Linked DNA regions of Homo sapiens: region 1 is linked to region 2. A link is an interaction called in ENCODE POLR2A ChIA-PET data of the cell type or tissue named here. Cell type or tissue: Panc1. All regions are shown on one strand. Links, peaks and the distances in the headings refer to the core of each region. The heading gives the core; the rest is flanking DNA.

Region 1 (9,368 bases), core at 1,309-5,308, 100 kb after region 2:
TCAGGCAAAATTCTTCTCCAGCTGTGAGCCTGTGAAACCAGACAAGTTACATACTTCCAAATACAATGGTGGACAGCCATAGGATAGACATTCCCATTCCAAAAGGGAGAAACTGGAGGGAAGAAAGGGATGATGATCCCAAGCAAGTCCAAAATCTAGCAAGTCAAATTCTACTAAATTTTAAGCCTGAAGAATAATGCTCTTTGGCTCAATGCTCCGCCTTTCAGACCCACTGGGGAGTCTGTCCCACATTTAGGACCTACTAGGGAAGCAGTCTCGCCTCCACAGCTCTGCACCCACAGGGATTTACACCCTCAGGGCTCCACAGTGTGGCCCCACCCACAAGGCTTCAGTCAGTGGCTGTCTGGCCACTTGAAACTGAGGCAATCACCCCCCCACTTTGAAACCAAGGAGGCAGCCCTGATGGTATCTGAATCACCTTTGAGGTCATTCTTCACTTTACTTGCAGAATAAGGATCTAAGAAGTCCAATAGCCTTCTTTCATTTCATCTTGTTTTCTCTTTCCACTTTATTTGGTTCAAACTGTCAGTGTCTTTGCTGGTATAATTCCATCTCTATTCCTGGCTTTTGCTAAGATGGTTGATGAAGTTTATGAGTCTTACTCATGACCTCTTTATCAAATAGTTTTAGTTTCAGTTTTCTTTTCAGAATAAGCTTTTTCTTTTTTCTTTCTTGTTTTTTTTTTTTTCAGTATGGATAGACTTTCCCAAATCCTCTATTTCTGGTTCCTTTATGCTTAACAATTCCTTCTTCAACTAATTTCTCTCCTTTCCCATTTTGCTGTAAGCAGTCAGGAGGAACAAAGTTGCTCCTTCAATACTCTGCTTAGAAATCTCCTTGGCTAAATATCCAGTTATATTGCTCACAAGTTCTACTTTTCACAAAACCCTCTTTAACCAAGTTCTTCACCACTCTATTTATTTATTTGTTTTTGATACAGAGTCTTTCTCTGTCACTCATGCTGGAGTGCAGTGGTATCATCTTGGCTCACTGCAACCTCTGCCTTCTGGGTTCAAGCAATTCTCATGCCTCAGCCTTCCAAGTAGCTGGGACTACAGGTGTGTGCTACCTCACTCCACTAATTTTTGTATTTTTAGTAGAGATGGACAAGGTTTCACCATGTTGGCCAGTTTGGTCCCAAATTCCTGGCCTCAAGTGATCTGCCCACCTCAGCCTCCCAAAGTGCTGGGATTACAGGCGTGAGCCACCACACCCAGTCTTCTTCACCATTTTATAACAGGTTTCCTTTGCTCCAGTTTCCAGTAACATGATCCTCATTTCTGTCTGACATTTCACCAGAATTACCCTTAACATCTATGTTTCTAGTGTGCACTTCAAAAATCTTGCAGCTTCTACCCATTACCCAGTTCCAAAGCCACTTCTACATGTTTAGATATTTGTTACAGCACTACCTCATGTCTCACTACCAAAAAAATGTATCAGCCAGAGTTCTCCAGGGAAACAGTACAAACAGTGTGTGTGTGTGTGTGTGTGTGTGTGTGTGTGTCTGTGATGTGAGAGAGAAACAGGGCAAGAAAGAGGTATTAGGGGAATTGGTTCATGTGATTATCGAGGCTAAGAATTTGCAAAATCTGCAGTCAGCAATCTAGAGACCTAAGACAGCAATGGTGTAGTTCTAGTCCAAGTCTGAAGGCCTGAGAACCAGACAGCAAGTGGTGTAAATTCAAGTCCAAAAGTCAAGATTGAGACCCACAAAGAGCTTATGTTTCCATTAGAGTCCAAAGGCAGAAGACCAATATCCTAGCTCAAGCAGTCAGACAGACAAAATTCCCTTTTACTGAGCATTTTTGTTCTATTCAGGCTTTTGACTGAATAAGGCCTACCCATATTAGGGAAGAGAATCTGCTTCACTCAGTCTTCTGATTCATATGTTTATCTCATCCAGAAATGCTTCCACAGGCATGCCCAGAATAATGTTTGACCAAATGTCTGGGCACCTCATGTCCCAGTCAAGTTGACACATAAAATGAACTATCATAGTAATCATTCAAGAGAGGTAATAATAGATTATTTAGACCTTTTCCTCAACAGTCTTTGATTGAGTATATACTAAGTGCAAAGTCCCATTCCCAAGGCTGTTTCATGCAAATTTAATTCTGTTCCATATGATTTTATTCCAACCATGGAACTGACTGTTACCACAGATAGTAAGCTCATGTCCACCGAGGTCTTTCTGTAGTTGCCAGCTGGATGGCCTAGTCTGGCTCATGGTTTCTAAGATTCTAGGTGATGGATGGTGATAATGTTATAAAACAGGTAGTAGTTTGGGGAAGGCAGGGAGGCAGTAGCTGTACTAGACCAGTTGTCTGTGTCTTCAGGAGCATATGGATTACCTGGGGAGCTTGTTAAAATGCAGATGCTGATTCAGGAAGTCTGAGATTCTGCATTTCTATCAAGTTCTCAGGTGATGCTGATGCTGCTGAGCCAGAGACAACATTTTGAGTAGTAAGGTATTAGATGAGCTTTAAGGTCCCTTCTGATTCTCTAAATTCAGTCCAATTCAGCAAGTGTTCATTAAGAACTCATTGTGTACCATGATGCCATGAAGTAGCCAATAGAGGTATGAAAGTGTTTTCTGCCTTCAAAAAGCGAACTTATATTTAGAAAGCTGGACAAATATCCAGCCTGGCCAACATGGTGAAACCCCGTCTCTACTAAAAATACAAAAATTAGCTGGGCATGGTGGCAGGTGCCTGTAATCCCAGCTACTCGGGAGGCTGAGGTGGGATAATCACTTGAAATTGGGAGGCAGAGGTTGCAGCGAGTTGAGATCATGCCATTGCACTCCAGCCTGGGCAACAAGAATGAGACTCCATCTCGAAAAAAAAAAAACAAAAAAACAAACAAACAAAAAAAACACTGGACAAATAGCCACAAGTCCCACAGATTACACAATGACTCAACCTTCTGGGTCAACCTGAGTGTCTAGACTCAGGACAGCATTGTGCTTGAAAATTTTTTTTTTTGAGACGGAGTCTCACTCTGTCGCCAGGCTGGAGTGCAGTGGTGTGATCTTGGCTCACTGCAACTTCTGCCTCCCAGGTTAAAGTGATTCTCCTTCCTCAGCCTCCTGAGTAGCTGGGACTACAGGTGCATGCCACCATGCCCAGCTAATTTTTGTATTTTTATTTATTTATTTATTTATTTTGAGACGGAGTCTGGCTCTGTCATCCAGGCTGGAGTGCAATGGCATGATCTCGGCTTACTGCAACTTCCGCCTCCCAGGTTCAAGCGATTCTCCTGCCTCAGCCTCCCCAGTAGTTGGGACTACAGGTGCATGCCACCACGCCCAGCTAATTTTTGTGTTTTTAGTAGAGAAGGGGTTTCATCATGTTGGCCAGGATGGTTTGGATCTCTTGACCTCGTGATCTGGCCGCCTCAGCCACCCAAAGTGCTGGGATTACAGGCATGAACCACCATGCCCGGCCTAATTTTTGTTATTTTTAGTAGAGATGAGGTTTCACCATGTTGGCCAGGATGGTCTTGATCTCTTGACCTCGTGATCCGCCTGCCTCAGCCTCCCAAAGTGCTGGGATTACAGGTGTGAGCCACAGCACCTGGCCAAAATTTTTATATAAATGCCTTCCCAAGAAATTTGGTCTCTTTTTTTTTGAGGAAGTCAGAGAACTGAAATTTAGTAGTTTAGCCACCTAGCAAAATAACCTGAATAGAATAGTAATATGGAGAAGAAGACCAGCTAGACGAAAAACTGTAAAGTTTATCTAAGCCCACGGGGGCAGCCATAGTGGGCTAAGATACTGAGAAAACTAAGAGTACACCAGCCGTATGCACAAGGGGGCCCTGGGAAAGGACACCTCTGACTCAATGTTCTAGGGTCAGAGTTCCTCTAGGGAGGAACACAGGGGAGATACTTGGTGGGGAATAGCAGCACTGTGGATGAAGATCATGGACACCCCTGTGGGAGTGGCCATCAGGCCTAAGGAAGGGCCAGTGCATACCAGTCTTTTCCCAAGCTAGGACTAGTTTCCCCGATCTCTTAGGTTCATCTGGCAGTGGCGGAGGTGGGGAGGGAAGTTGGGAGCTAGTCAAGGGGCTGGTAAAACTACAAACAAGAATGGGAGAAAGCAGTGGCTATGGGGGTAGAGTGGGGAACACTTGTGGGCACAAAGGAGGAAGGGGTGGAATGACAGGGTGGACCCCTTATGGCCTTGGCTATTATGTATGTGAATAGCCAAGCAACAGGCAAAACCTTTGCTAAGCAGGGCTTTTTATAGTCACTCACTCAGGCTGGTCTTGTGATTTGGGGCAAGGGCAGAATCCACTGCCCTGATGATCCTCCTCGCACACCTCAGTTCTCAGCCCCACTGGCCCAGCCCTAATCTCCACTCTACTAGCTTCCCTCCATGGAGGCCCTGATAAGATTGAGGGCAACTGGAAGCCCAGATAGAGACCCTCCCCACTTGGTCTCTTCCCAACACACACACACACACACACACACACACACACACACACACACACACACCCCTAACCAGGCCAGAGACTTGAGCTCAGACTGCCTGGAGCTGGTGGGGGCTGGAAAAAGGGGAGGGGGGAGGGAAGGAAGAGAAGAATCAAACAGAAACCTTCTCATCTTTCTATCAGCAGCCATGCAAGGAATATTGTTCAGCATGGCACAAAAGCGGCACTGAAAATAGCTGCAGCCAGAGTGGGGCTGCCAACCACTGCCTGAGATAACGTCTACTTGGAGACACTGGTGTCTTTGTGGGGCTGTCAGTGTCCCTATTGTTCCCGAGCCTATTGCCTGGGGAATATTGTTCCCAGCTTTTGTCTCCCCCGGCTCACTTTTGTTTGCCTTTACTTACCATTTCATTCCCGCTCCCTTTGTGCTCTCCCATTCCCTCCTTTGTCTCTCCGTCTCTAAGCCTGCCTGTGGCTGTGGATTGGTGCCCAGGGAGACAATAGGCCCTACCCCCTCCCAACCTACAGCCCCACCCCGAACCACACACACCTCATAGTTCCATCCTGCTTCTCCTTCTCCCAAGTGGCACCCAAGATGTCCCAAAGGCAAGAGAGCCTTGAGGGAGGGTGGGCTTCAAGCAACCCACTCCCCTCCTGGTGACAAGGCAGAAAGGCCATTGGAATATTTGGTTCCCAGAGGAGGTCTGAAATGTCTGATGTGGGTCCCTGACTCTTTCAAGATCTCTCTATTTTTTTTTTTTTTTAACAAATTAGGTTTTTGGTCCAGTCAAAGGAATAAGGACAAGCTCATGCTCCACATCCCCCAAACCCTCTTTCAAGTGCCCAGCATGCACTTCTCTGACCAGGGCACTCCGTTTTCTTCCCCCTCCCTGTCAGCCTCAAGGATCAAAGCAACCTCTGTTTATTTGCACATTCAAATCCAGACTGCCTCCAGTAACTTGACCCAGTCAGGCGCCAGGATGGTGCAAGAAAAGCCCCGCCTGCACCCTCCCCATCCAGCAGCGCTTTTGGCTGAACTGGGTAGAAAGGGGACAGGAGTCTCCTAGGGTCAGAGTAGGGAGTGGAAGAGGAGTAGGCAGTGAGGAAAATTAGACTGCCAATCCCTTCAGAATGGCCTCTGGGTCCTCTCACCTCAATGATGGGGGGAAACTGAGGCATCAAAAGAGATTTAGAGGCTGGCACGGTGGCTCACGCCTGTAATCCCAGCACTTTGGGAGACCAAGACAGGCGGATCACTTGAGGTCCAGAGTTCGAGACCAGCCTGGCCAACATGATGAAACCCCATCTCTACTAAAAATACAAAAATTAGCCCAGCATGGTGGTGGGTGCTTGTAATCTCAGCTACTTAGGAGGCTGAGGTGGGAGAATCGCTTGAACCCGGGAGACGGAGGTTGCAGCAGTGAGCTGAGATGGCGCCACTGCACTCCAGCCTGGGCGACAGAGCAAGACTATGTCTCAGAAAAAAAAAGAAAAGAAAGAGAGAGAGAGAGATTTAGAAAACACAGCAGTCAAACCCGGAGCTTGCTTGCCAACCCAGAGCATAGGCAGGTGTCCAATCCCAGTCCTGTAGAGAGATTCTTCTCAGTTCTAGCTGGGAGAAGAAAGGCACCAGGTAGTGCTTAAGGGGCTGGGTTGACTTGTAGAAAATGCTTTTTCTTATACTTCCCCTGTCTTTCTGCCTCACTACAGATGGGAACAGCGATTGGAGAGTCGAGGAAGCTTTTACTTTGGTGGGAGGCTGGCTGGGAGCAGGGATGTAGTCTGAAGCCAGAGAGGAGGCTCTACTCTCTCATTGTTCTAATTCCAAGGACAATGGGAATATTCTCCAGAGAGTCATTGTTTGAAAAGCTGGAAATTGGGTAGGGGATTTCCGGAAAGTTTGAATGGAAGCCAGGCTTGGCTGTGAGGAGACCAGAGGAGCAAGAAGGGAAAAAGGAAGGGAAGGAGGCCGTCTCTGGCTTCAGAGAAAAGTACTACTGGGCCCTGAGGACAAATCTGCCCTCCTGATTTCATGGCTATCAATCCCAGGCTACCCATTTTTTGTTCTGATTCTTGCTCCACCCGTCTCCTCTATCTGCCTTCTCTAGCCAAGATCAGTTTAGATTCTTAATACTCTTCAAGTAGAAAGAGAAGCAAAAAACTTTGTCCCTGCCTTGGAAGCAAGAATTGAGTCTGATCCACCTTTGCAACTCTAGCCCATAGCGCAGAGCCCAGAGCATATGCAGAGCTTCGTAAATGTGCAAAGAATGGATTCATGAAGACATTGTGGACTCTTGATCTCAGAAAGCCACTTTGACTATCCCTGAACTTCTGGTAGGGTGGGTATGGAACTGAAGGTTTGAGGTGAGAAAAATCTAAAGGTGAGGGATAAGATTCTGGGATAGATGAGGCAAGTGGTGCGGAACGTGGGGTGCAATTAACAGACAGCAATGACACAGCAATGCAGAACAATATTTGGCCTCTAGAACAAAATCCCCTGCCTCAATCCTCTGTACTCTTCCCACTCACCGTATGTAGTCTGAGCTGTCTTTCAAAGATATAGAGGTGATCACTTTTTGGCTCTGTGTAAAACCACTGGTGGCTTCCCGCTGCCTTCAGTTACTTGTAAGGCACTAAAATGGAACTCTTCAAGGACAGGGCAATCTTGATTGTTCCTGTATTCACCACAGGTAACTGGTGCCTGGCCAGCGCTATAGGCACCCAGTAAAGGTGGAATTGAACTAACTGAGAAGAGTGTGAGTCAATGTTGCCAATTCTACAGTGGTTCCTGGATGGCATTTCAAGTTAGCTACCTTCAATGATTTTGATGGTGAGTGTTTTATCCATTTTACAGTTATTGATATGATCTTTGAAAACAGCCAAGGGCCATGAAAATAAAAACATTTACATTTCTTTTTAAAATTGGTACAGCACTTGGGAGGCCAAAGGTGGGAGGATCACTTGAGGCCAGAAGTTCAAGACCAGCCAGGGCAACATAGCAAGACCTTACCTCTACAAAACACTTAAAAATTAGCCAGGCATGGTGGCATGCACCTGTAATCCCAGCTACACAGGAAGCTGAGGTGGAAGGACTGCTTGAGCCCAGGGGTTCCAAGTTGCAGTGAGCCATTATTAATTTTTTTTTTTTTTGAGACAGAGTCTCGCACTGTCACCCTGGCTGGAGTGCAGTGGCACAATCTCGGCTCACTGCAACCTCCGCCTCCCAGGTTCAAGCGATTCTCCTGCCTCAGCCTCTTGAGTAGCTAGGATTAAAGGTGCCCGCCACCACGCCTGGCTAATTTTTTTGTATTTTTAGTAGACATGGGATTTCACTATGTTAGCCAGGCTGTTCTCGAACTCCTGACCTTGTGATCCGCCCGCCTCGGCCTCCCAAAGTGCTGAGATTACAGGCGTGAGCCACCACGCCCAGCCTTGCAGTGAGCCATGATCATGCCACTGCACTCTAGCCTAGGGAACAGAATAAGACTCCAACTCAAAAAAAAAAAAATTGAGTCATATCTCATCTAACTAGAATATGGCTGAGAACAAGGACGTAAGCTAATATAGGCTGCAGACTAATCAAAAGCAATGGCATAAAGAAATATATTCCATTTATGTGAGATAACAAAGTATCTCCCTTACAGCTAGAGATGGCCGAAGAAATATATGTGGAAGAGGTAGAGCATCTGGAAACTTTAAAAGGGGCTAACTCTGGTGGTAGGCATATCTTTTCACCCTTCTCACTTTCCTCTTTGTCCTGTCTGGAATGTAGTTATGATCAGCCAGGCATGGCGGCACGTGTAAGAGGATCACTGCTTGAGCCCAGGAGTTTGAGTCCAGCCTGGGCACGTAGCAAGACCTCATCTCTTAAAAAATAAAAAGAACCAGCAGGGCACATTGGCTCATGCCTGTAATCTCAGCACTTTGGGAGCCCAAGGCAGGTGGATCACAAGGTCAGGAGTTCGAGACCAGCCTGATCAACATGGTGAAACCCAGTCTCTACTAAAAATACAAAACTTAGCCAGGCTTGGTGGCATGCACCTGTAATCCCAGCTACTCAGGAGGCTGAGGCAGAAGAATTGCTTGAACCTGGGAGGCAGAGGTTGCAGTGAGCCGAGATCGCACCACTGCACTCCAGCCTGGGTGACAGAGCGAGACTTCATCCCAAAAAAATAAAAATAAAAATAAATACATAAATAAATAGAACCTGGTCATGATCACTGGATCTCCAGCAGCCATCTTGTGACCACAAAGGGCCACTGAGTTTGAAACTTTTGTGTTAAGGAAGGCCAAACAGAAAAACAGAAAGTGCTTGAGCCCAGATGACTGAGGAGCCCACAATACAAGCTTCAAATTGCATACCTCTGAAGTTTTTTATACAGGGCGAGAAAAGCTTTTATTAGATTAAGTCCTTTAATTTAGGCCTTTGTTATTAGAAGTCAAGTACAATGCCTCACTAATGAAGTACATGAGTTCTATCAATAAAGAAATACATTTCTATATCATCTCTTTGTTTGCTGAACTAGTTGGAAAAAGAAAAGGAATCATAAGAGATATTCCATTGTTTGCTAGAGCACGTGAGTAATCCTGTGGGTTTTGAAAGTGAAGTCACAAGCTGAGTTTGGAGGCAGGAGCTATAGACATAGAGACAGTACATCTGTTCTGTGCAGTGAAGCAGGAGGAATCATTCTGAGTAGCGTAGAGCCCAAGCAACAGGCAAAATATTGCTATAGATGTGTATATGGACATTGGAATCAAGTGGCAGCTTACAGCCAGAAAGAAGAGAAGGGGAAAAACTCTAAAAGAAGACACAAGTGGCCAGTCGTGGTGGCTCATGCCTGTAATACCAGCAATTTGGGAGGCCCGAGGCAGGTGGATTGCTTGAGGTCAGGAGTTCGAGAGCAGCC
Region 2 (11,428 bases), core at 3,569-7,568:
CCATGCAGCAGGGGTGGGGCAGGGCTTGAGTCCCAGGGGAATGCCACTTCCTCTGAAAGCCCCCAGAGAGCTGAGAACCTCAGGCTGCCCTAAACAATAGGCCAAGGCGTGGGTGCCCAGAACAGTGCCCCGGTGCCACATCCTGCCATTCTTCTCACAGACCACACCCTGCCACCCTTCCTGGCTACACCCGATCCTATCTCTAATGTTTACTCAGAGCTGGGAGCTGGACTGGCTGCAGGCTTGGGACAAAGCTTTCCTGCGAGTCCCTCTCACCCTTTCCAGCCTCTGTGAGCCCTGGGGGGTATCAGATCCAGGGCACGGCCGGTCTGGTCTAGCCCAGCTCAGGGGGGCCACAGCCAACACTCCCTCGGCTGTTTCCAGGCTGGTCAGGGTGGCATTCACCTGGTAGAGTGGCCAACATCAGACAGAGGCTGGGTCAACTCCCAAGCATGGGAGAAGAGGCACTTCCCCACAGCACCTCAGGTACAGAATCACAGTCCAGCCTGAGCTTCTGTGGCTGCCGGGACTCAGCTGACCCTGGCCCAAGGGCACAAAGGAAAACAGTGGCCAGGGAGAGACTGTAGCTGTGATGTTCCCACCTGGTCCTCAGGCCTCAGAGGCACCTGAGTCTTCTCCCAACCCAGTGAGTGGGTCGAGAAAGAGACAGATGGGACTGCTTGAAAGCGCCATTGAGGCTCCCAGTGTGATGTGTGCCTCCAGAAGGTCCCAAACCGAGAAGAGGTCAACAGTGTCTCTAGGAGGCCCTTCTCTGGAGGCCTTCCTGCCTCTAGAACCCAAGCCTGTCTCCAGGTTCTCCTGCACCCCAACAGTGCTAGAAGGCAGGGGTAGGCCTCATCCTTGTTTCCCAATGGCAAGGCCAAGCCTGTGTCCTGGACAGGTGAGCACATCTGGCTTCCTGCAGGGACAGTGCCCAGCCTAGGGCTGGGAGATGCAGAAATTGTGCAGCTGAGGCTGACTGGCCATGTCAAAGGCCCCTTGGGGGATAGCCCTGAATACTGACCAAAGGAATGGGAGGCAAAAAGCAAGCATGCAATGCTACAGCACTTACTTGGCTGCAAGCACTAAGTGAAAGGCTCTTCATTCACATTCCTGCTTAATCCTCACAAGAACACTACAAAGACTAAGGCTCGGGGGCTAGAACGTCCTACTGAGGGCCCAGCAGAAGTAGCATTTGAACTCAGGCCTCGCTGATGTCTAAATCCACATCCTTTCATTTATCAGCTGATGCCCTGGCCACTCTCCTCGGTGCAAAATAACAGGCTCTGGTCCAGCAGAGATAGAATGGCCACTGTCTTCACCTCTTACAGGATTGCAGTTGTTTCTGACTTGAGTCATAGCCAAGGAAAACTTAGTCAAAAGAAACCCAGGCAGCTCTGGCAAGTTGGGGGAAAGACTTCACCTCTCAAAACCCCCATTTCTTCATGTGTAAAATAGAGATTCCAAGAACTATTTTGTGAGTAAGAGATAAGGTATAATTACAGAATCTGGTACAGAATATATGTTCAGGGAAGGAGGTAAGGAGAAAGAGCCCTAAAGCAGGAAGGAGTCCCTCTCCCTCCCTGCCCCCAGGGCAAGGGGGAGAAGGACTCACACCCTATTCTCCTCCCCAGCCAGCCCAGCTCTTCCGGAGGCAGGTGGGTGGGTGTGATGACCCAGCATTGCTGGGAGGCATCCTGGTGTGGCTAATGGAAAAAGGACTTTGTCACATGGACCTGTGTCTGAAGACTGGCTCTATTATATACCACTAGATGTGTGGCCATGGGGAAGTTTCAGTTTCTCTATCTCTAAAATGGGAACAAATAACACCTACCCCATAGAGATAGAGAAGACTGAATATGATGGTGTTTGTGAAAATCAAAAAAATGTTTGCTCCCTGACCCACCGCCACCCCCTTCCCCCACATGGTCAAACAAGCAGAAGACATGCACCTGCAGAACACCAGGGCCCGCCACCCTCTTCCTCCTCCATCTGCTCCATGTAGGTCTCCCTCCCTAGCCTAGGTTATCAGTTTTCTGAATGCCCTGTTGATGTCCCCAACCACCCTGGAAGCCCCAGCAGGTGCCCCACAGTGCAAACAGGCGGAAAGGCTACAAATCTGCCAAGGAAGCCCCACATTCGCAGCGCCACCGCTTATCTGGCCAAGCCACGGTGCCTTCCCTTCCCCGGCTGATGACACAAAAGCTCTGCAGAACTCATGAGCTCCCTCATTTCCTCTGGAGCCCACAAGGGTGAAGTGCTATATCATTAACCCTTGCGTTCTCCTGCCAACCCCAGAGGGAGAGGAAGGTGGGGACCATAGGGATGACTACAGACAGCGGAAAGGACAAGCGCAACTAGTCTGCAAACAGCCATGTTTACCCGCCAGGCTGATGAAATCTCACCTTTGCCAAACACTCCTTCTCCCAGTACTGGGGTGGGCTGGGCATTATCGGCTTTTGCTTTGTGACAAGTCTAAGCCATGTAGACTAAGCCCTCATAGTACATGGTGAAATGAGGCTCTGGGAGACACGCAGCATTGGTTCAAACCCAGCATCCGTCTTAACTAGCCAACTAGTTTAACTCTCTCAGCCTCACCATGTTGCCCAGGCTGGTCCTGAACTCCTGGGCTCAAATGACCCTCCTGCCTTTATCTGTAACTGGGGCAAATAGTAATATATACTCACTAGTGGGGTTTCAAAGAGTAAACGAGATAACACAGGCAAAGCCCAGTGCCTGGCACACAGCCGTGATGAACAACTGTAATGGGCATTTTACCATTGTCATCTAGATTAGGAGGTGAAGGGTGGAAAATTGGGAAGCAGCTGGGCTCTAGGTAGCCCAGTGAATACTTGAGACTTAACCTCTTTACACCTCAGATTCATTGTCTGAAATGGGGGCTAACAATACCTACCTCTTATGCTTGCTAGAGAACTGATAAGTTATTATATAGAAAATACTTAGCCCAATGCCTGGCACAAAGCAGATTGGCACTTAGTATTGTGGTGGCTGAATGAAGGACTGTGTTTCCAGGAAACCTCTACCAGCCAGACCACTCAGCCCCAAACCAGTATGTTTCCAAGGCCTCCTGCCACTTTTTTTTTTTTTTAAATAAAGAGGGAATCTCGCTATGTTGCCCAGGCTGGTTTGAACAGCTGGGCTCACGTGATCCTCCTGTCTCAGCCTCCCAAAATGCTAGGATTATAGGTGTTAGCCACCGCGCCCAGCCATCTAAGGCCCTTCTTAAATGCATTTCAAATATCAGCCTCTACCCATCTGTGAGCCCACAGCCCACTCCCAAAGTGGGCACTTCCACACAGCATCCTGGGATCCCAAGGGCTCAGGAAAGGTTTCTCTCCCCTTCCCACCTCAGGCACCCAACTCATTGCAGAGGCAGGAGAAATGGGTCCACGATCCAGATGGGTAAGTGGTACAAGAAAGGAAGAGAAGTCAGTAAATTTCATTCACCCAGAAAGCCACCAGGCAGTGTTGACAGGAGCACAGCCTTGAATGCAAACAGTCAGCAAACAACTTTGGCCTCCTCCTCTCCTCCCTGGGATTGTCTCCCTAACACTCCAGAAAAAATATATACCTTGACAGAAGGTCTAGGGGCTCCCTAAGAGATTCAAGCATCCAGCTCCCAGCTTGGCCAGCCCTTGAGGAGGTGAGCAGCAGCTCTATGATCATGGCAGCCAAGGCTCTAGGCCAGACTGGCACACCGGCCTCCCGTTGGCACAGCCCGCTTAAGCCTAAGGTGTCCCCCATCCCAGGGGTTCTTGGTGGAATGACACTCATGCCTCATGTAAGCCTAATCACCACCAGCTCCCCTAACACAGGCTCGCTCATCGGACACCCCAGTTTAGCAGCTCTTCCTCAGGCAGCATTCATTCTTCCAGTGAACAACGCGTTCCGTTCTTTTTCTCTCCAAAGGCTGCGTTTCCTCTCCCATTATCTACCCTATCGTCAGCCAAGCCCGCCACTAAAGCAAGTTTTCTTTTTCGATTTTGTTATTTCATGGTCCTCTTTATTTATGGGTGGCTGTTTGTTTTTCCTGGCTTTGGCGCCTTTTCAATAAGGGCAGGGAAGGAAGGGGAGAAGCAGCTTAATCTACTATAATGCTCATCAAACAATCCCCAAAGCAGCCAGCTTTCACCCCAATCTGCCCAGCACCCCGCTTTCCATCACCAGCACCCTTTGGAAACTGAGGCAGGACCACATCAACCAAGACTTGGCAAAGGGGTAAGATGAAATACAACCCAGGAAGGGATCCTGACACGTGGAACCCACAATACTAATAATAGTAATGAATAATGGTGACATTCAAGACTATTTAGCAAGGGAGTCATGGGCACTGACCAATCCACTGAGGCTCTTGGGACAATCAGATGAATTGGCAGTTGCCAGCCACAAACAACTGGCTGAGTCACACTAGTATGTGGTGAAAGACCCCAATTATGGCTAACTTTACTTTTTAGAGATGGGGTCTCACTCTGTCACCCAGGCTGGAGTACAGTGGCACAATCACAGCTCACTACAGCCTCTCAACCTCCCAGCCTCAAGCAATCCTCCCACCTCAGCCTCACAAGTAGCTGGAACTACAGGTGCATGCCACCATGCCCAGCTAATTCATTTTTTATAGTGACAGGGTCTTGCTATGTTGCCCAGACTGGTCTTGAACTCCTGGCCTCAAGCTATCCTCCTGCCTTGGCCTCCCAAAATGCTGAGGTTATAGGCATAAGCCACCATGCCCAGCCTATGGCTAACGTTTATTGAGCATTTACTATGTGCCAAGCACTGTTCGAATCACTTTTACTTATATTAATTCATTTAATCTTCATAATAATCATCTGAAGTAGATCATATTATCATCTCCACTTTACAGATGAAAAACCTGAGATGCCGACTGGGCGCAGTGGCACACACTTGTAATCCCAGCACTTTGGGAGGCCGAAGTGGGAGGACTGCTTGAGCCCAGGAGTTCAAGACCAGCCTGGGCAACATGATGAAACTCCATCTCAACAAAAAATACAAAAATTTGCCAGGTGTGGTGAGGCATGCCTGTAGCCCAAGCTACTCGGGAGGATGGCTTGAGCACAGGAGGTTGGGGCTGCAGTGAGCCATGATCATGCCACTGCACTTCAGCCTGAGCTACAGAGACCCTGTCTCAAAAAAAAAAAAAAAAAAAAAAAGCCAGAAAAAGACACTGAGACACCAACATGATTTGAGCCCAGGCAGTCTAGCATCAGAATCCACCTCTCAGTCAGACCATAGGAATCAACTACTTACATGCTAAGCATAATCTATAAGGATTTAGCCTTTTAATTCCTTCATTAGTCCTGTGAAATAGCTACTATGAGGACACAGAGGCCTAAGGAGGCTAAGCCATTGCCCAAGGTCATAGCCAGTGAGTAGTGACCAAGAAACTGAACCCAGAGACTGGCTAATGAGTCTCTTCTTTTAAGTGTTGGATTATACTGGCTTCTCTTCTACTAGTCAGAGGTCCCAAGAGCCATGGAAGTTTATCTCCTGGAAACCCCACTGTCCCACCTCTGCTGGGCCAGTGCTGCTCCCACAATGGAAGTCAAGGGAACCAGGCCCTTGGCCCTGGTACGGATGATGCAAGGGAAGTAATAGTCAACCTGGGGCAGGAAAACCCCTGGTTTCACAGGCTACAAGCTTCGCTCACTCCTGCCAGCTATGCCAAGGGACCAGGTGAACATGGGTGAAGAGCTCAATGGAGCCTGCCTGCGCCACTTGCAGAGACAAGGTGACTCAAGGCCAGAGTCCTACCCACGGTATCTTCCCCATGAATGAGGCTTCTCATGAACAAAGGCAGCATTCTGGAGGGCTCCAGGCTGCCCAGACCCTGACTCCCCTTACATTCATCACCCCTCTGTGTTCTGGCCAGTCCTCCCCACCACCTAACCCCACACCTCCCTGTTAGCTTCGCATTCATTCCTGAACTTTCAATAGCATCAAGCAGAGCTGAGTGTTCAGTAGACCCTGGCAACACATATGCCTAATGAATAGTCGTAGTCACTCTTATTTTATCAGTTTTTTCCTAAATATAAAAGGAGTGTGTGCTTACTGTAGAAAATCAGCAACAACAACAACAACAACAACAAAATTTTTTTTTTTTTTGAGTCTCGCTCTGTCACCCAGGCTGGAGTGCAGTGGCACCATCTCAGCTCACTACAACTTCTCTGCCTCCCCGGTTCAAGCAATTCTCCTGCCTCAGCCTCCCGAGTAGCTGGGATTACAGGCATGCGCCTCCACGCCCGGCTAATTTTGTATTTTTAGTAGAGATGGGGTTTCTCCATGTTGGTCAGGCTAGTTTCGAACTCCTGACCTCAGGTGATCTGCCCGCCTTGGCCTCCCAAGGTGCTGGGATTACAGGCATGAGCCACCGTGTTCAGCCAATCTGCAAAATTTTAAATAACATAAAGAAAACAGGTTGGGCGATGGTGACTCACATCTGTAATCCCAGCACTTTGGAAGGTCGAGGTGGGTGGATTGCTTGAGTTCAGGAGTTTGAGATCAGCCTAGGCAACATGGTGAAATCCCATCTCCACAAAAAATATGAAAAAATTAGCCAGGTGTGGTGGCACACACCTGTAGTCCCAGCTACTAAGGAGGCTGAGATGAGAGGATCACTTGAGGTTGAGGCTGCAGTGAGCCATGATCACACCACTGCACTCCAGCCTGGGCAACAGAGCAACACCCTATCTCAAAAAATAAATTTAAATTAAAATTTAAAAATAAGAAAACAATTTTAAAAATCACCCATTTCACATCCATCCAGGAGGTGGCCATTGACAACAATTTGGCCTATTTCTATCAAATCTTTTTTTCTGAAGGTGGTTTTGTTTTTCATTCATAAGCAAGTTTTTTTTTCTTTTCTTTTCTTTTTTTTTTTTTTTGAGACGGAGTTTCGCTTTTGTTGCATTCAGGCTGGAATGCAATGGCGCAATCTCGGCTCACTGCAACCTCTACCTCCCGGGTTCAAGTGATTCTCCTGCCTCAGCCTCCCGAGTAGCTGGGATTACAGGCATGCGCCACCACGCCCAGCTAATTTTGTATTTTTAGTAGAGACAGGGTTTCTCCATGTTGGTCAGGCTGGTCTCAAACTCCCGACCTCAGGTGATCCACCCACCTCGGCCTCCCAAAGTGCTGGGATTACAGGAATAAGCCACTGAGCCCGGCCTCATAAGCAAGTTTTTATATTTATTTTCTCCCACTTAATAGTACACATCAGCAGTTTTCATGTTACCAAAAACTGGATATTAAAAATTATTCATAAAGCCATATTTAATGGCTGCACATCTTCCACTCTATGGCTGCATCATGATTTCCTTTATCCCCATGCCCCGTGGTTGAAATGATTCAACTCTTCCAATTTCACATTACTGAAACCTCCTCCTGACCCCTAGGGACATCCACCCTCCCAACACCTCTGCCAGGTCACAGCCACTCTGCTGCTGTGACAGGAGGGAAGGCAGGGCCCCTAACAGTCAGTGGACCTCGCCCCTGCCCTCTCTTGATGGACTGGAGACAAAGGGGTTTAGGACAGAGAATGGAAGCCAGGATGGGGCTAGAAAGCCTGGGCCCAAGGGGCTCTGCAATGCAGAGGCACGTATCAGTGTTTCTCAGGCCTTGACTTCCCCCTTAAAAGATAAAAAGCACAGTGGATTTTCACTTCATACCCAAGAGGATGGCTATTATCAAAAAAAGAAGGAGAAAGAAGAAGAAAAAGAGAAGAAAGAGGAGGAGGAGAATTGGCAAGGATGTAGAGAATTTCTGATGGGAATGTAAAATGAAAAGTGGTATAGCTGCTGTGAAAAACAGATAGAAGCCTGGGCAACATGGAAAAACCTCATCTCTACAGAAAATACAAAAATTAGCTGGGCATGGTGGCTCATGCATATAATCCCAGCACTTTGGGAGTCTGAGGTGGGTGGATCACAAGGTCAGGAGTTCGAGTCCAGCCTGGCCAACATGGTGAAACCCCATCTCTACTAAAAATACAAAAATTAGCCAGGTGTGGTGGCGGGTGCCTGTAAACCCAGCTACTTGGGAGACTGATGCATGAGAATTGCTTGAGCCCACGAGATGGAGGCTGCAGTGAGCCGACAACCCACCACTGTACTCTAACCTGGGCGACAGAGCAAGACTCTGTCTCAAAAATAAATAAATAAATAAATACAAAAATCAGCTGGGCATGGTGGCATACACTGTGGTCTCAGCTACTTGGGAGGCTGAGGTGGGAGGATCGCTTGAGCCCAGGAGGTTGATGCCGCAGTGAGCTGTGATCATGCCACTGTACTCCAGCCTGGGAGACAGAGTGAGACCCTGTCGCAAAAAAAAAAAAAAAAAACGAAAGAAAGAAAAAGAAAAGAAAAGAAAAATATGATGGCGGGTCCTCAAGAAATTAGATATAGAATTACCATATGATCCAGCAATTCCACTTCTGGGGATATACCCCCAAAACTCATAGCAATATTACTCACAACAACCAAAATGGGAAACAACTCAAGTGTCCATCAATGGATGAATGAATCAACAAAGTATGATATATACATGCAATGGAATATCATCAGCCCTAAGCTGGAAGGCAATCTTGACACATCTACGATGTAGACAAATATTGAAGACATTATGTTAACTGAAATAAGCCAGGCATAAAAGGTCAAATATTGTATGTGTCTACTTATGTGAGGTACTTAGAACAGCTAAATTCATAGAGACAGAAAGTAGAATAGAGTTACAGGGCTGGAGTGAGAGAGGAAGGGGACGCTATTGCTTAATGGGAACAGAGTTTCAGTTTGGGAAGATGAAAAAGTTCCATGGACAGATGGTGGTGATGGTTGCAAAACAATGTGAATGGACTTAATGCCTCTGAACTACACATTTACAAATTGTAAATTTTACATTATGTCTACTTTAATCCAATTTTTTAAAAGATGGAGAGAACAAAAAACTGCTAATAAGTTATGCTTTCAGGGCATCTTTAATCTGCAGATGGACAGAGGCGAGACCATAAACATAGCCTCACTGACTGGTGAGGGGACAACATGGGGGCAGCAGGGCTGGAGAGCGGCTGCCTTGGGAGAGCCTGTGTTCACAAGGCCATAATTAACATCCCTAATTGAAGTGTCTAGAAGCAGCAAGACCCAGACAGTGCCAGACCTGCCCGACCAACTAGAAGGCCTTCCCTCACTGCCTCTAGAAACAATTAAAGGCTTCCATGCGCAACCCAGAGACAAGGTGTATTTAGGATTTCTCAGCAGGGAGTTCAAGGGACCCAGACGACAAGAAGATGGGGATAGAGAAAGAGATTTAGTCTTCCCCTAAAATCAGTTCCTCGACTTTCCTGGAAATCCTTTCCCCTCGGATGTCCATCTTAGAGTTGGCGGTTTCAAGGCAACTGAACTGACGCCTGTTTACAGAACAGCTCTGCCCCTGCCTTGCCGTACAACCCTGGGAGACTTACTGTACGGCTCAGGGCCGTGGAAGGAGGTTTACTCCTGATGCCCTCCCCGCCTGGAGAGGACACAGCACAATGGTCCAGACTGAAGCTCTAAACCAGAAGGTCTGCGCTCATAGAAGGGAGTGGCAGGACGGGGGCCACTTGGGAAGAGGAAGAGGAACTGGGCAGCCTTCCCAGTTTGCAGGGACTCATCCATTTGAGGTCACAGATGCTGGCTTCTGTGGGCCACCCAAGCCATCCTTTTCCTTTTCAATGAATGAATGACAGGCAAGCCCCAAAATCCCACTAGCCCTAAGGTTCATTTGATGCTTCCATTTTCTGATTTGGTGCTTTACTGGCAAAAATTATCCCAGTTCCCACTTAACCAACAACACATCACAGGGTTTGCTGTGTCTACAGGAGCTGCCCGTGCTCCACGGTGTGATTAAGAGTGCAGGAAGAGCTGATGGCAGCCCGCCCCAAGGGAGCCTTGGGGATTTTCTATGGAGACTGAAAAAGCCACCGGCATCTTTGTTCATCTCTGTCCAAAGAGGGAGACAGATGAGCATCCCTTCCTGGCCCTCTCTCTGCCCGCATTGGGCCATTAGAGCTCCCTGCAGTGCTTCCCTTCCCCCACTGCCTGCAGTCCTGACCCGAGGGAAGGGGGTCAACAATGGGGTCACTGAAGGTGCCCAGCTCAAAACCAGCTCTGTTGCTTAGGAAGAATTTAACCCTGTCCCTGCTGGCTCATGACTCTCCACCTTCACAGATCTACCTGTATGGAGGGGAAAAAATAATTGCAGAGAGGGTCTAGAAGGGCCCAGGTGAGAGGTCTGCGTGTGCGGTGGAAAGAGCAGAGGGCTCGAGTTTGAGCGTCAACTCTGCCACAAACTCAATGTACAATCTTGGGCTCATCTAAGTTCTCTGAGTCTCATCGTTCCCATCCGTAAACTGGCAGTCAAAATACATGTACCAGATCCCTAGGAGACTCGGCACAGTTATTTTCTAAATGTCAACACCCTTTACACACTTGATGGTTTATAAAGCCCCATACATGTGTAAGGGATTTTGATGCCTTTAACTCACTATGGGGCCTGGGACAAACCACTCAACCTTTCAGGTCTCAGTTTTTCCATTTGCACATGGAGTGAATTATTACTTCTTCTCTGAGAGACAAAAGTATAGGCAGGGGAGGGCTCCCAGGCCTTTGATGCAGTGGAAATAATAGTGTTGCTAAGCTTCTGATTTCCATGTTCGAGTTGTAGCCCAGGGCAGGTCACATATGGAAGCCCCTCATCAGAAAGATAATGACAGTGCCTATTTACTGAGTGATCACAAGCTAAGCACTTCACAGGTGGATTTTCTTCAGGGACAAAACTCATTGTACAGATGAGGAAACTGAGGCTTACTTGAAGACAGAATTCCACTTTCGGTATGCCTGATTCCAAAGTTCCAAACCATAGCACAAGATATTTGAGAAGAGGCTACTTTCCACAGACACTCCAAATCCCAATTAACCCTCTCCGCCTGCTGGGCTGGGTGCCAAGGGGACAGCCAGTGACAAGGCTTCTCTGGGCCTGGATGCCACCCGCCACCATGGTCAGAGGGAGGGGTGGCCCCCCACACCCATGCCACCGCCTTCACTTCCTGTCAGGCCCCACAGGCATCATCCTGAGCACCCAGGGTCCAAAGGTCAGGTACAGGCTGTTTATTATTATAAATTGCAATTCACCCGCAGCTGGGTTTTGTGAATACGGTGGCTTCATGCCTCAAAGCAGCCCCTCAAAACTATATGTAAATTCCATAGATTTCACAGAAATCAATCCTGTGTAGTGTAGAACTGTCCCCTTAGTAACCAGTTAAGGTGGGAAGAAAAGGCAGTGTGCTCTGAGCCAGACTGTCATTTCAGTCACACCTGGGAACGCCCTACCTACAGCTAGCATTCGAGAAACAGTTTCTTTC

The links. Peaks named below come from ENCODE experiments on the same cell type or tissue, not always from the same donor. Only the 100,000 strongest peaks of a DNase experiment are listed, where the experiment ranks them.
Region 1: POLR2A ChIA-PET joins it to region 2 with 5 read pairs; 4 of 35 experiments call an interaction of 5 or more read pairs at or near these places.

The regions. Positions count from the first base shown.
Region 1 is chr1:203,992,340-204,001,707 of GRCh38, reverse strand. It overlaps LOC105371689 (a long non-coding RNA gene), which reads right to left and starts at 4,922. Exons shown (of 3, transcript XR_922443.4): 1 at 4,866-4,922. RefSeq lists an enhancer at 4,608-5,171. In Panc1, for the core only: no CTCF peak of the experiment used is centred there; a DNase peak (open chromatin) is centred at 2,937.
Region 2 is chr1:204,093,186-204,104,613 of GRCh38, reverse strand. All of the region lies in intron 1 of SOX13 (SRY-box transcription factor 13), which reads right to left. Among named protein-coding and RNA genes, the nearest start is that of SOX13, 26 kb to the right of the region's middle. RefSeq lists a cis regulatory region at 11,149-11,162 and an enhancer at 11,083-11,227. In Panc1, for the core only: no CTCF peak of the experiment used is centred there; no DNase peak of the experiment used is centred there; H3K27ac peaks cover 908 bases.